Linked DNA regions of Homo sapiens: region 2 is linked to region 1. The links are chromatin loops, found by intact Hi-C in ENCODE. Cell type or tissue: dorsolateral prefrontal cortex. All regions are shown on one strand.

Region 1 (5,000 bases):
CCTGGGCTGGCATGAGGCTGGGACTCCTGGAGGCTTCCTAGAGAATATGGTCTCCTTCCCTCTGTCCCAGAACTCTGTTCTACCTGCCTCCCATCTCTGTAAACGTGAGGGCATTGCATGCTACATAGCCAATTCACATCAACAGTAGAATAAATCTTTCCAAATCTAATTTCTGAAATCAGAACACTTTCCACACATACACATGAGTAAACCCTCATTTTCTAATATTCTACTAGGATTTTCAGCATAATTTAGTTTTCACTTTTGAAATTTACTCAGAGGTAATAAAATTTTGGTAACTTGGAAATGGGTACCAAGATCCTTTTAAATAGAGTCCTAAAGAGATATGACAACTAAGTGGTCCTAAACAGCACTGAAGAAAGAAAAAATGCTATAAAAGGCAGTATTGGGCAAATGACATTAAAGTATTACATCAATGTAAATTTCTTAAAGTTGATAACTGCACTATAGTTATATTTTTCAAAAATTCTTTTTCTTAGGAAATAAACACTGAAGCATGTGGAGTAAAGGAACTTAATAAACGCAAATTACTCCCTAATATTAATAGTTCAGAAAAAACAAGTGTATATGTAGATACACGTAGAGACGCAGATGATATAGCAAGCAGGGCAGAAATTGAACTCTAGGGTGATTGGCAGTACTGGGTGTAACTATATATTTTATGCATTATTGTGTATATATTCTATGCAAATATTCTTTGCATAGAATATATATTCTATGCATTATTGCATATATTCTATGCATTATATATTGTATATATTCTATGCATTATTCTTGCAACGTTAAATTTGAAATTATTTTCAAATAAAAATGTTTAAGAGACTAACACAAAATAGAAAGTTCTTTTGACTTAGTAACTTCATTTCTAGGAATTTAATGTGGGAAAGAATCTGAGATGAAGACAAATGTTGAAGGATGTTCACCAGTGTGCTATTTATATTGGTAAAACATTAGAAATAACCTAAAAAGCCCGGCATTGGGAAACATCTCCATGAATTTCTGTAAGGGAGAAGGAGCCTGGCAGGGGACAGGCATTTCAGGTAGGAGGATGGGCATGAACCAAGGCCCGGTATGGGGAGGTGTTCATCAGGGAAGTTTCAGGGGGGGCCCCGTGGCTGCACTTATGCTGTGTGAGTTGAAGGAGCCAGGTCACCAGAGGCAAAGGCTGTTGGCTAGAGATGCGATTAGAAGGGGGTCCAGACCAGAAGCAAGACAGTTAGAGGTCACCTTGGTCCAAAATAAGAGACATTGGACCTCCGATCTTGGGCTGGGGCTGCTACCCATGGAGCGAGGCCCATAGCGCTGGACTTGATTTGGAAGTAGAAATGACCTCAGGGTTGGGGTATGGTCAAAGTGGCGTCCAGGACTATCAAGGGTCTAGCTTGATCCGCTAGTCAGATGGTGGAGGAACACTGGGGGCAGGGTTGGGGTGCAGGACAGGGCAGGGGCACCGAGAGATGGCTTTTAATCTTAATTGTCAGAGAGGTCAAGCAGGCGATCAGATACGTGGGTGTAGAGTTATTCAGCAGAGGTGCCAGCGCCGGAGATGTAAGCTGATTTAGGGTGAGAGATTTCATTTTCTAAAATGAATGTGCATTGATGTTGTCAGGATTTTTTCTAAAAATTACTTAGGTAATTAAGTCTTTCATTTTTCGCACCCAGGTGAAAATACCTGAGACAGCAGGTACTCAGAGGGTTCCTACCCACAAGAAGGAGCGAGAAGGGAGCCCTCTCCCCAGCCCCACACACAGCACCCTGAGTTCCAGCCCCAGCCAAGGCTCAGCTGTCCAGGAGGGCAGGAAGCTTAAGGTGGGGGTGCAGCCTCCATCAGAGCACCTCCCTCCCCAGCCTGGCCCCTACTTTCTCCCATCCCCCTCTCAGGGGCCGCACCCTGGGAGCCAGCTCTGACCTGGGGGACTTCAGCACTTTGTGGAGCAGGTCCTGTGGGATTTTGTGGAGGTGGATCTGCGTCCCCCCTAGAGGAACCAAGTTCATTTCCAGCCACTTCTCGCAGCCGGTGGTGAGCTGCTCTTCCTTGTACTAAGACAAAAAAAAGCCAGTTGATGAAGGAAGTCCTGAGCTCTTGGCACCCTCTGCTGGCCTGAGACGACACTACACGTGTGCTCAGAGGGAGAGTCACTGCAGAGGCGCTCAAACCTTTTCTACAAAATACATGAATTACAGCAGATACCTTTTCTAAGTGTTTTCTATGCTCGAGGCGCTGCACTCAGTTGATTTAAATCAATCCTCAGCGAAAACCTATGAGGTGGGTTCACTGTTATCCCTAGGTCACCGGTGGGGAAACTGACGCTCCCAGGTTCCTGCTCTTGCCTGTCGTCACACAACTCGTAAGTGGCAGAGCCGGATGCAAACCCAGGCAACCTGACCATAGGCTTTGCCCACTAGTTCAAGTCAGTGGCTGATCATGGAGGGCCCAAGGGGTGTACCTCGCAGGAGTTCTGAGGCTATGAACACACCCAAAAAGCAGGAATTGAAGGGCAGAGAAAGTGGAAAAGGCGTCTTAGAGCCAGGGACCTTGAGAGAGCTTCAGTACACCTCGAATAGCTTCTGGGCCTGGGGTCCTTCTGCAGCCCAAGCATTGCTGAGAAATGCTGACCAGGATGCAGTTTCCACCACAAGTGGCCTTGGAATTACCAGTGGGGCGAAGGGGAGGACGCGATGATGGGAGAACTGTGGCATGCTGCTTGGTATCCCCCCCCAGGTCACTGGTGGCCATACAGAGAGAGCTGAAGTCAGGAGGCCTGGGCTTTGGACCCAGCTGGTTCCCCTGGGCAGGCTGCTGCCCTCCTTGGCTCTGTTTTCTCCTCTGAGAATGAGGTTGGATTCTATCATTTATTCCTAACCCTGACACACTGATTAGACCCAGGTGAATCTAGACCTCACAACTCCAGCAAGAATGTTCTGGAAGGTCTTCGGCTGTTTCGGTGAGAAAGGCTATGCTGCTTCTTCCCCCATCTAAGATTAAAGTCTTTCTATTTTTTTGGTGTTAAAACATCCTTTAAAAAAATAAAATGATGGTTTAAAAAAAAAAACACACAAATGTGTTCATGTGGCAAAATAAAATATTTGATGACTTCAAATAGATATTCTGGGGGGAAGTAGGCCTGGTGGGTAAAATCCCAGCATCTAGGCTGCTCCTGAAGGCCCCCCCAAGGGGCGATGTGCCCCGTCTGGGTTGTTCTCACCTTGCAGCCGGCCTCGTAGAATTTCTTGATGGTGCTTGGCTTGAGTCTGGCTATCATCACATCCACGCACCTGGAGAGAGAGAACTGCAGTTTCTGGAGGAACCCCACACTGCTTTTGGAGAAGCGGAAAGTCCCAGAGATTCTCATTCAACTCCAGGACAGCAGCAGACTTTTGAACGGAAGGGAGCCTCGCTTTAGGGGTATGGACATTTGGCCAGAGGACAAGACCAACATGGCTTGTTAGAAATAGCTCTGGGCTGGGAGATGAGGCCAGAAATCAAATCCTTCAGGAGAAAACAAAGTAACCCTATAGCAGGGAACAAGGATTATTGCTCAAAGCTGAAGTGCCACCAGGTGCTGAGATGAGGTTTGATTTTAGCCAACATAGCCATCTGGTCATCCCCCTGCCTGAGGACTGTCTTCCTGTACAGACCCTTATGGTGCCACCAGAGGGGCCTCAAGTCCCATTCCTCTCTGTGCACAAATGGAATCAAAGAGCAGCTCTCAGATGAAGGTCTCTGCGAGCTCATGACTAGGACCTGTTGATTTGGCTCACCCACCCATGAAGGATCTATTCATTGAACACATACCGTGTGCTAGGCACCTGGAGAGGTCCTTGGTGTGCAAAGAACAAAACTGATGGGCCAGTGAGGTGACATGTTAAGTCAACTTTCAGACAGATAACCACATTTGGCAGTCATGTTAAGGGTTAAAAAGTTAAAGAACAAGGTGTGATGGGAAGGCAGATGATGGAGACTTCAGCCTAGTGTGGTTAAATCAGAAAAGTGACCAGAAGTCAGAAGAGAGGCACTTAAAACCTGAAAGAGGAGGAAAAAGAACAGGCCAGGCCAGGGATTCAAAGACCAGCATTCCAAGAAGCGGAAACAGCATGTGCAAAGGCCCTGGGGCAGGAGCAGGTGCCACACTTTGAAGGAATGTCAGGGCTGGCACAGCTGCAGTGCCGTTGTTTAACACTGCTCCACACTGTCCCCTCTCTCTCCCTCTTTGACTATTGTAGTTCGTCTGGGCTCAGCTCCAGCATCACCTCCTCTTGGAAGTCTCCCTGATTGCTCCTCTCCACATAATCCCTTAGCTTTGATTTGCATGACTTCCTTCTACCTGGTTCCTTGCCTCCCTCCAAGGAGGGCATGAGCCGAGGTGAATGGAGTGTGGTAGACGTGCTATGTGGCAGGTAGGGTCACAGATGTTTCAGTGACTGAACTTTCACAGCTAATACTAACCTCTCTGCAGCAAAATTGCTTTGAAGTATGTTCACTTCATTGAGCAGGGCACCCGAGAGTAGCCACTGGGATCTCATACGGAAGCACAACCTTAAACTCATTATGACTCAATGGTTGTCCTAAACTCAGTTGATATACACACCGCTCATGGGCAGAGGCTTAAAGGACATCCAGTACCTCTTGCACTTATTCTAAAATGTATCCTTCCATAAGGCCAGACCAGAAGGCAGATGGGGTCTTGTTACCACCAACAACCACATCCCTGGAGAGTAGCTTTTACTGAGTTGCATTTTGGTGTGCCGCTTTTGCCAAAACCAAGAAAAAAACATTATAAGATTTATTATTGCATTTACTCTACAGACATTCTTGAGGACATTGACCATTAGGTTGCTTGGGGTCATCTGCTGAAGACATCCACAGTTTTCATACTAATAGTAGTTGTACTTCTCCCAAGTGAATTGTTTTTTAAACTGTTATCTAGTTTGCATCGAATATCACTGATCAAGTTTCCCTTTTTATCTGCCGCTAGCAA
Region 2 (5,000 bases), 140 kb before region 1:
TTTTTTGAGACAGTGACTCACTCTATCACCCAGGCTAGAGTGCAGTGGCACAATCACAGCTCACTGTGGCCTCAACCTCCCCAGGCTCAGGTGATCCTCCCGCCTCAGCCTCCCAAGTAGCTGGGACTACAGATGCACGCCACCACACCCTGCTAATTTTTGTATTTTTTGTAGAAATGGGATTTTGCCATGTTGCCCAGGATGGTCTTGAACTCCTAGATTCAAGCTATTCTCCCACCTAGACCTCCAAAACTGGGATTACAGGCGTGAACCACCGTGTCTGGCCAAGCCACTGTCTTAAGAAGAAAAGACTACTTTTGCTACTAGCAACCGTCACCTTTCTCCAGTCCTCTTGCAGCAAAATGCCTCAAAAAGAGTTCTATTTGTCCCCACCACTCCATCAGAACAGGCCCTGGCAAGATCACCAATGACATCTGTACTGTCCACGTTGCCAAACACAAAGGGCATTTCTCAGGCTGCCTCTTAACTTGACCTGCGAGCAGAATTTGAAACATCCGATCTCCTCCTCACTTCATTTTCTTCACTTGGCTTCTAAGACACAACGTACTCTTGATATCCTGTTGATGTGGTGGTCACACCTTCTCATTCATCATGGCTACTTCCTCCTCTTCTTCCAAAGCTCTTAATATTGGAGCGCCCCAGGGCTCATTCCATGGTTCTCTTTTCTTCTTTCATCTTCATTCTCTCTAAAGATGATCTCATCCAGTTTCAAAGCCTTCAATAGCACCGAATACTTTGAAGACTCCCACATTTTTATTTCCAATAATGATTTCTCTCAATTCCAAATTTGCATATCCAACTGCCTGCCTGCCATTTCTACTTGGATGTCTGACATGTCAACCCTAACACTCAATACTGCAACCAATACTGCAATCATGATCTTTTCCATCAAACCTGCTCTACCTGCAATCTTTGCTACCTCAGTTCATGGCTTCTAGTTGTTCGGGCTGAAAACCTTGTCATTACCCTTAATTCTTCACTTCCTTTCACTTGCCATATCTGATTCATCGGAAAATCTTCCACCTTCAAACTAGACAGGCAAAAAGCAAATGGGAAGAAAAAATGGCATGAGTGACAATACGAACCAAGACCGTGAGCATGACGTATGTAGAAGTCAAAAAGAAACAGACGCCATTGGGACCAAAGGCCCTATTTGGAAATAATAATAAATGTTTCCACAGGGAATAGGTTACATTCATAACATGAAGATAAGGTACCAAAGACAGGCAAAAAAAAAAAAAAAAAAAAGGCTGATGTAAGTTCCTGACCATGGAAAGTTCTCCACAGCCCCTCCTTTCCTCCCCACTAAAGAAAACGTGCATTAGAGGTATACATACCACAGTTCGGGAGGGAAAGAGGCAATGGAGCCTTAAGAGAACAATGTAAACTTTCTCCATCACTTAGGACCCCTGAATCAACATTTAGAAATTTATAAAGTCACATGGCTTTTACTTAGAAGTACCTTTTTCTCTCATGGGACCCCCCAAAGGCCCTCTCCATCACAACACTTATCTTACCCACACCATCACCCATGGGCCATCTCAGTCTCTGATGCGTAGTTTTCCATGCTAGATTTTATCACATATTACTTTATATTTTCTTTCGGCAGATTCCTCGTGGACATCTTTGTCGTCTTCTTAGGTCTCCTGTGTGCTGCATGTCGTACACTGAAGACACCAATTGACCCAACTCCATCAGGTCAAAGCTTCTCCACATGGAAAAAACCTGTTAGCCTATACCAAGTGATTATCTTTATAACCAGGCCCTATAGCTGTTTCCAAAGCAAGAATCCAGCATCTTAAAGCTATTTCAATCTGTTACTTACTATTTATTCTGGTAACCTTATTTATCAAATGTCAGGGCTTGAAATCTTTCAGGGAAGTTGTAATTTGATACGTACCTATGATTGATTCTCAAATGTTAAATTTAAAGGTATGTATAAATAATATGTCATTTGAAATAGTATGGTTCTAGAAATGTTGAAAACAGACTGAATTCAACTCATTTAGTAATCTGGAAGTACTATTTTAAAAGAGAAGTTTTCAAGACTTCTACTGAGACAGTAGAAGTAGTGTGTTAAGAGCCCAAACTTTGGTATCAGAAAGATACATTTCAAGCCTAATCTGACTCTGGACAAGTGGCTAAGTCTGCTTCCAAACCTGCAGAATAGGAGATGGATGTGACTATAAAAAGAACAACAAAGAGGGGCCTTTGTGATGATGGAACTGTTCTGCATCTTGACTGTATCAGTGTCAGTATCTTGGTTATAATATTGTATTAGTTTTTCAAGATGCTGTTGGGGGGAAACTGAGTAAAGGGTACACAATATCTTTTTCTTTTCTTTTTTTTTTTTTGAGATGGTGTCTCATTATTCTGCCCAGGCTGATCTCAAACCCCTAAGCTCAAGTGTTCCAATTGCCTCAGCTTCCTGAATAGCTGGGACTACAGGCGTGTGGGTCTACATTATTTCTTACAGAAACAGAAATTGACAGGTAGGACATAATTAAAAAACCAAAACTTCATTTTCTAAACCCAGGTAAGTTCTTGGAAATAATTAAAGCTCTTTCCAAATAGGACCAAATACTAAATATTCCCCATTTTGAAAGTTTGGAAAGTTTTATTTCTTACAACTATATGTGAACCTACAATCATCTCTAAATAAAAAATTTATAATTTGTAAATGTTAGTTTGAATTTTATATTAATTTCAAAACTATCCTAGGCAATCACATATCTTATCTAATTTTCTACGATGGAGGCAATAAACAGACTCCAAATTTCCAAATTTTAAATTTAGCAATGATATAACCAGAAGGTGGCGCTATTACCACATGAATATACCACAGTAAGGCACTATTAAATGTATCAAAAAATACAGATTTCATCAATCAAAACTGTAAATGCTAGCCTCAATTCAGCCATATTTTCAACATGTGTCTTACTTGAGGTTTAAAACATACAATTTAATCATTTAAAAAATAGATAACATACACAAATCCTATATGGACTAAACTTCTGAACACTGAGATCTGGTATTAAGCTGTCATATCTTTGCATTTTTGATACAAATATTTCTTGCCTCACCAACTGTTAACAGAACTTTTGATAAAGGTACAAGCACCACTTACAGAAAATTCCTGAACTGCAACTAGAAGTGAAAGAAAAGCTAAGAAAGGGATTTCCTTTTTGTTAAAGCAAAAATGTTTACAGCTTTCCCTTCTTATTTTGGGTTTAGGATAAAAACATTAAAAATACTTTTCCCAAATGTCCAACAATGATCGACTGGATTAAGAAAATGTGGCACATATACACCATGGAATACTATGCAGCCATAAAAAATGATGAGTTCATGTCCTTTGTAGGGACATGGATGAAATTGGAAATCATCATTCTCAGTAAACTATCGCAAGGACAAAAAACCAAACACCGCATGTTCTCACTCATAGATGGGAATTGAACAATGAGAACACATGGACACAGGAAGGGGAACATCACACTCTGGGGACTGTTGGGGGGTGGGGGGAGGGGGGAGGGATAGCATTAGGAGATATACCTAATGCTAAATGACGAGTTAATGGGTGCAGCACACCAGCATGGCACATGTATACATATGTAACTAACCTGCACATTGTGCACATGTACCCTAAAACTTAAATAATAAAAAAAATACTTTTCAAAGGAAAAAAAGTTGCATCAGTTAATAATAATAATTACCAAGACAGATGTAGCTTTTATCCAATTCCATTTTATATAATGTAGAAAATGAAGTTCCGAAACACACACACTTGCCTAAAGTCACATACGGCAGAACTAGAGTTGAAGACAGGCGCCAGGATGCCGGGTCTAAGACAGCCATTATATTCAGACCAATGAGACACTAGGCAAGAAGAAACTTTTATTACAAAAGGCAGTATTTTTCCTTGAACCATGTATTGTTAGCCTAATTCTACTAGTCAAATTAGTTTAGATCTTTTCAAAAATGGACAAAATGTGTCCAGGAATAAGCTTTAAATAAAAATTATGTATCCAGAAAACACAGCTACATATTTGGAGCAGCATCAACAAGACCATAGCAGCAGTGGACAAACACCATGGTAACAATCAGGTGTCCAAGACCCAATGGGAAAGAAAGGAACACCGGAACATCAGTCACTTTCAAGGAAGCAGGCTCCTGGACAAGTATGACTGAAATTGTTACCCAGGCTATTATCACCTCCCATGGCTGGCGTGAACAAGAAAACATGGCTTACACACGCAATGGCACTTTTGGTAAGAAAATAATATTTCAGAAAAATAGGTAGGACATACTAAAAAAATTAAAGCTTCATTTGCTAAACCTAGATAAGTTCTTGGAAATAATTAAAAGCCCTTCCTAAATAGAACCAAATACTAAATGCTCTCCTTTTTGAAAGTGCTGAACATGCTGCAATAAAGGGGTATCAAACATAAACATATCCATCGTCTAACAGAACTACAGAAAACCTAACAGGTGAAACGCAGACACAAACCTCAAGGTCCTTGCATTCTAGGACAATGTATTCCATCCATTTGTAGCAGCAGCATATTAGAACACACACAGGAAGTACGTGAGCTGCTGTTGCATGGCTAGACATTCACAAGTCACTTGATTCAACAGAGATCTGAAGGTCTAAGATGAAGAAAGCCATTTCACACAACAAATGGCCTTCAGAAAAAGACTGAGAAAAAAAAAAAGAACACTAAGCCTATGTGTTTTGGAGAGGAGGTGCGGAATGCCATAGGTTATTAGGAAGCAACCTGGTATATTTGGCTGGATTACTCTAGCTACACCCTGGGCACAGATCCTAATGATGCTCCCAAGTACAGTGAGAAGCCAACAGTTACAGCTTCGTTGCTAACGTGCCCCATGGGCCAGGCAAATCCTCCTCCTTTCTGGGGTCTCAATTTATCTCAGTTAGCATTGATGGTGGGGGCTTGGCCTAGCTGATCTTTAAGTCGTCA

The links. Hi-C counts contacts between places; a loop is a spot of excess contacts. Peaks named below come from ENCODE experiments on the same cell type or tissue, not always from the same donor. Only the 100,000 strongest peaks of a DNase experiment are listed, where the experiment ranks them.
Region 2: it touches region 1 in a loop (12-fold over the local background); 102 of 110 quality-filtered maps call a loop at or near these places.

Annotation. Positions count from the first base shown.
Region 1 is chr10:122,296,065-122,301,064 of GRCh38, reverse strand. It overlaps BTBD16 (BTB domain containing 16), which reads right to left. Exons shown (of 16, transcript NM_144587.5): 8 at 3,228-3,297; 9 at 1,931-2,061. Among named protein-coding and RNA genes, the nearest start is that of BTBD16, 27 kb to the right of the region's middle. In dorsolateral prefrontal cortex, CTCF peaks have their summits at 1,907 and 2,117 (motif pointing left); DNase peaks (open chromatin) are centred at 1,434 and 2,114; H3K4me3 peaks cover 827 bases; H3K27ac peaks cover 2,645 bases.
Region 2 is chr10:122,433,263-122,438,262 of GRCh38, reverse strand. It overlaps a transcript of PLEKHA1 not described here. Among named protein-coding and RNA genes, the nearest start is that of MIR3941, 19 kb to the right of the region's middle. In dorsolateral prefrontal cortex, CTCF peaks have their summits at 2,645 and 2,845 (motif pointing right); no DNase peak of the experiment used is centred here; H3K27ac peaks cover 2,723 bases.